2 separate regions of the Homo sapiens genome follow, and region 1 is linked to region 2. Evidence: chromatin loops called from intact Hi-C (ENCODE). Cell type or tissue: PC-3. All regions are shown on one strand. Each heading gives the region's core, and the rest is flanking DNA. Links, peaks and the distances in the headings are about the cores only. Region 1 overlaps ITGB5 (integrin subunit beta 5). Region 2 overlaps ITGB5 (integrin subunit beta 5).

Region 1 (2,915 bases), core at 109-2,608, 66 kb before region 2:
TCATGTATGGAAGCTGGAGGTCAGGGCAAGGAAAAGGTGGCCTGGGACCACTCTGCTGCACAGGACCGGGTGCAGGCTTTCTTGACCCACCCCAGGGCTCTTTCTAATCCCCACACCTGATATGCACTTCTTTCTTTGGAAATTGGCTCTCTGTCCACAGATAAGGTAAAAAACAAAAATAAAAAAATAAAAAGGAATTTGGCTCTGTGACTTTGGAAAGAGATCATCAGGTTGTATCGTGGTTGTAAGGGTCTCTGCCCCCAAAACTATGAGTGCTGGAGGGCAGGACTGTGTTTTGCTCACTATTTTATTTCCAAGGTGCAGCATGATCCCTGTCACACATTAGGCTGTTGGTATATATCTGTTGAATAAGTGAATGGATGGAGTCAAAGTGCAGTTCTTACACATGAAGACTTTTATGTGTGACTCCTAAAATTCCATTAACTCCTACCAGATTCGCCCCTCAAGGTGCACTCCTTAGTTCTCCAGTAGGAAACAAGATGATGTTGGGAATGTCAGAAGTGTAAAGGCTATTAAATACTCGGTCAGGTTAGGTCACATCTGCAATTGCTTTAAGTCGGGCCAGCTGTGGAGTGGGTGGGAGCAGACTTTATGGCAACAACAAAAAGAGAAACATGTGCTCTGCTAGAGAAAAATACACCACAGCTTCTGAAGTCACCCTCCACATGCAGCTCCAGTGCTTTCCAACTCATTCTGTTCGCTCCCACACTGAAAAGAGGCCTTTCTGGGTGCAACATGAGGCCAGCCCCCTCTGCACGTGTGGACCCAGGGCTCCACGGCTGAGCTCAGGAGGGGATTCTCTCACCAGCACTTATTACAGAGCAAAGCACCACATTGCCAAACTCCCTTGGGAAGACTTGGTGATTTCTCACAGTGAAGAATTTGGCACAGCAAGAAAAAATGTATAAATCCAACTTGATTTCACACTCGGAGAGATGTGTACACCAGACTTGATTCTACAAGACATGAAATTAAACATACCCTTTCCATTTTGCTCCCTCCTCAGCCTGGCCAAATACCACAGCCATTGCATCTGTTACATATGTTCCAACCCAAATCTGCTCAGAATGTCCCCACAGATGGTCTGCCAGCACTCTAGGGGAGGTAAAAGCCAACACCCACACTTAGTCATGTGTTGCATGACTCATGAAATCCAACACAAACCACTCGGACGGTGAGGTGACAAAAACACAAGCGGTCTGGAGAGAGCTGTGACTGGACTCTGGCCGGATGCGGAGCAGGTGAAAGGAGAGCAGAGCTGACGAAAACCTCTCCTGCTGCCCCGGCACACCCCACATGGACCAGGGGCCCGTGCTGGGGCTCAAAGTTGGGAAAAGTCCAAGTGCAAGGAGCTTGAAGCCCAGCCCAGCCTTTCCCGTTGGCCAGGACAGGAGCAAGTAAGATGAGTACTTGGAAGGAAAAACCCAAACTGTTTTTCCTACTCTACTCTCACACACCACTCAACACAACACTTCTGACACCAGATGTGAGGATTTTTCCCCCACACACCATGCAATTCTCTACTGGACACTGGTTGGTTATCTTCTAATTCAGCACAATTCTGACACTATCTACCTGGACATAGTGTCAGGTCCCACAGGTGAAGGGCTCAGCCCACAAGACTGCCCCCACCGCAGATGCCAATCACAAGTACTAGGTTGTCATCTATACTTCCAACTGATCGGCTATAAATTCAAATTCCCATGACCCCTCTCCTTCTTTCATCAATTTGCTAGAATGGCTCACAGAACTCAGGGACACAGTTTGTTTACACTTACCCACATATGAATAAGAGATAAAGGCTGCAGATGAACAGCTAGATGAAGAGAAACAGGGCAAGGTGTGTGAGGAGGGTGCAGAACTTCCCTGTCCTCTCTGGTGCCACTCTCCAGGAACCTGTCCCACAGCTTTCCCAAGGCCCTCCAAATCCAGGCCTTCTGGGTTTTCATGGAGGCATTGTTACATGGGCATGACTGGTCACATCTCTGGCTACTGGTGATCCACTCAACCTTCAGCCCCTCTCTACCTCCCCAGAGGTCATGGAGTGGGGCTGAAAGTTCCAACCCTCTAATCACATGGCTGGTTCCCCTGGCAACCAGCCACCATCCTGAGGCTGTCCAGGAGCACCCCCCAAGAGTCACCTCATTAGAACAAAAGATGTTCCTATTACCCAGGAAACTACAATGGTCTTGGAAACTCTGTGTCGGGAACCAGCGTTAAAGACCAAATATAATAACAAAAGATTCTCCTAGTGTCCTTATCTATAAAGGTTTTAGGGGCTTTATATTAGGAACTAGGGGCAGAGACCTATATATATATCTTATCGTACCACAGTATCACAGGTTCTAATCAACACAGGAAACCAACATACCCCTGACATGGCTTTGACCAACTGAACTTGCTTCAAATATCTTGCAGTTTTACATTTCTATATTTAATATATATATTTTAAATTTCACCTGAAGGGAGGGGTGGAAGAAGGGAATTATCAAGGGTCACTTTTTGGAGTAATGAACATGTTCAGTATCTCTATGGTGGCGACGGTTTCACAGGTGTATACCTGTGCCAACACTCATATTATACACTTTAAATCAGTACAGTTTGCTGTATGTTAATTATATGTCAATAAGGCTTTACAATTCTTTTCCAATTTAAAAAAAAAAAAAAAAGAGACAGAGTCTCACTCTGTCACCCAGGCTAGAGCACAGTGATACAATCATAGCTCACTGCAGCCTTGAACTCCCGGGCTCAGGCGATCCTCCTGCCCCAGCCTCCCAAGTAGCATGCCCAGCTAATTTTCACAAAATTTTTGGTCTCGCTATGTTGACCAAGCTGATTTCAAACTCCTGGCCTCAAGTGATCCTCCCAGCTTAGCCTCCCAAAGCACCGGAATT
Region 2 (2,915 bases), core at 125-2,624:
GACTCTGATCAAAGCCACATAATTTTTTTTTTTAGACAGAGTCTTGCTTTGTTGCCCAAGCTGGACTGCAGGGGCATGATCTTGGCTCACTGCAACCTTGCTTCCCAAGTTCAAGTGATTCTCCTGCCTCAGCCTCCTGAATAGCTGAGATTACAGGCATATGCCATCACGCCTGGCTAATTTTTGTATTTTTAATAGAGATAGGGTTTCAGCATGTTGGACAGGCTGGTCTTCTGACTTCGACTCCTGACTTCAAGTGATCTGCCCACTTCAGCCTCCCAAAGTGCTGGGATTATAGACGTGAGCCACCGTATCCAGCTTCAAAGCCACATACATTTGCAAACAACACTTTATAATTACCAGAGCCTCATCATGAGCTCTGGGAACTTGGGCTGGAGGTCCAGGGCTCAGGACAATAAGAGCTCCTCAATTCTGATGCAGATCAGACTGAGCTCTGGTCTTCTGGTCCACCAGCCTAAAAGCCCTTACTTAATTGGACACAATACCAAAGAAACTCAAAGGATGTGATAGTCACCTGGTATGAAAACATCATGAACAACTGTAAAACAATTTGTCATATAGCATTACTAACTGTTTCTGTTATTATTAAATATTCACATGGAAAAGTAAAGTCGTTTGTACTCAAAATGATTGCCCTAAAATTCAGTTGCTGTTGGGACACATTCAAATTCAAGAAACTCTGCACTTAACACACCCTAAACGCTGAGCACTGGACTGGGGGGATGCTAGAAATGCACAGGTGAATGACCTACCAGCCCTTGATGTCCAGGAACTCACAGTGTGCCGGGTACCAGGTACCAGACAGGTACTCCAGGATCCAAAACCACAGGCTGTGTGCTGGTATGTGTAATGTCAGACTCACTCCCTTTGGCATCTCTCCTCTCTCCACCTATTAATATTTCAGAGTTTGGACTTTGCTGGATGAGTCATTTGGCACCAATAAGCATTTTGAAAAGGAAGGAAGCAATGAATAAAAAACTAAACACACGGAGTTCACAAATGTCAGTGTTAGGTCTAGGTCATGGAAACAGGAACTAGCAGCCCAGATGATAGCCACATCTCATCTTCTTTGCTGTTTGCATAGTGACTATTCCCAGCTCGGTGGCAACTCCATGTATCTCTTTTGCCTCACGTCTCTGAAGCCCAGTGTTTACTGCAAACTGTAATCTAAAAATATGTTCTTCCAAAATTCACTGACTCACCCCTGTGTTTCATCAATCATTCAAGGAGCCACCGCATCCGGTTGATCACTCCTTTCAAGATGCAAGAAATGTTTATCCTAAGCCAACCCTTCCTGTCTGCAACCTCTAGCCCCAACAACCCAAGCCAGGCCCTCTGGTCTAAATTCCTGCCATAGCCTCCTGGCTGGCCTCCTTCCATTCAGCCTCTCTCCACTTCTGTACACCCCATGGGTCCAAGGTCAGACAACTACTACTAAAACATACATCTGCAGTTGGAATTTCCTGATCCAAAATATTCAGTAGGATAACAGAAGTGAATACAGAAGCTGAAATGGCCTTTCTGCCTTGAAGATGGCAATGCCCTGGAATGCTTCTCCCCACACCCTGAACCAGGCCCTCACATTTGTCACACAATGGACAAAAGAGTCCCAGTATAGACTCCAGCAACTAAATAGCCATATGTCTAAATGTTACCATGAAATGCAAATATGCCCTAGGAAGGTTCTATCCCAGCAGTTCTCATTCAAGACTGCCTTTATGAACATCAGACATCTGCACAACACTCAACAATACCAGCCTTACAGATCTGACTTCTATTTTTAAAACACCAATTCATATAATGGAGTGCTAGACAGCTATAAAGAAAGAATGAGCATGCTCTCTGTATTGACAGGAAGCTTACCCCAATACATCGCTAAGTTAAAAATAAAAAGCAAGATACATACTGTGTTTTGTGCTGCCTCTGAATAAAAATGAAAGAGGGATATTCGTAACATATCCATAGAAACCCTCAGGATACATAAGAAAGCTTATTAGCTTTATAATAGGAACTATATAGGCACAATTTATTTAGAAAAGGGGGTCACAGAAATATCCCACACTGATGGGCAACAAGAAAGAGAGGCTTCTCGCTTGATATGAGTTATACTTTTAAAAATTATGGGACTATATTACCTATCAAAAGGTATTTTTTTAAAGAGGCAATTGATTACCTCTATGTTCTTCTTCCAAAATCACCTAACTCTGTCTAATCACGGGAAAAAATCAGAAAATCCCAAGAGGGGGATGATCTACAAAATATCTGACCAGTGCTTCTTAAAACTGTCAAGGTCATAAAAAACAAGGAAAAGACTGAGAAACTGTCACAGCCATGGGAACCCAAGGTGACATGACAACTCAATGTATTGTGGTATCTTGGATGGGATCCTAGAACAGAAAAAGGACTTAGGTAAACACTAAAGAAATCTAAACTGATGGACTTTAGTTAATAATAACATATCAATATGGTTCATTAATTATAATAAAGGTACCATACTAATGTAAGATGTTAATAATAGGCAAAACTGGGTGTGAGGTAGATGGGAACTCTTTGCACTATCTTCTCAATTTTTCTGGAAATCTAAAACTGCTCTAAATTCTTTGAAGGCTTTTTTAAGGGCCAGGCACACTGGCTCACTTCTGTGATCCCAACAATTTGCAAGGACCAGGTGGGAGGAGCAGTTGAGCCCAGGAGTTCAAGCTACAGTGGGCCATGATCACGCTAATGCACTCCAACTTGGGTGACAGAGCGAGATTCTGTCTTTTTTTAAAAAATAAATAAATAAATAAAAGAGACACCGGGCACAGTGGCTCATGCCTGTAATCCCAACACTCTGGGAGGCTGAGGCAGGCAGATCACCTGAGGTCAGGAGTTCAAGACCAACCTGGCCTACA

What was found. Hi-C counts contacts between places; a loop is a spot of excess contacts. Peaks named below come from ENCODE experiments on the same cell type or tissue, not always from the same donor. Only the 100,000 strongest peaks of a DNase experiment are listed, where the experiment ranks them.
Region 1: a loop joins it to region 2, with 5 times the contacts of the local background. A loop is called at or near these places in 8 of 110 quality-filtered maps.

The regions. Positions count from the first base shown.
Region 1 is chr3:124,811,805-124,814,719 of GRCh38, forward strand. All of the region lies in intron 8 of ITGB5 (integrin subunit beta 5), which reads right to left. Among named protein-coding and RNA genes, the nearest start is that of ITGB5, 74 kb to the right of the region's middle. RefSeq lists an enhancer at 654-1,258. In PC-3, for the core only: no CTCF peak of the experiment used is centred there; a DNase peak (open chromatin) is centred at 1,197; H3K4me3 peaks cover 402 bases; H3K27ac peaks cover 2,022 bases.
Region 2 is chr3:124,877,830-124,880,744 of GRCh38, forward strand. The region is part of intron 1 of ITGB5 (integrin subunit beta 5); the gene reads right to left. Among named protein-coding and RNA genes, the nearest start is that of ITGB5, 8.1 kb to the right of the region's middle. In PC-3, for the core only: no CTCF peak of the experiment used is centred there; a DNase peak (open chromatin) is centred at 1,092; H3K27ac peaks cover 1,750 bases.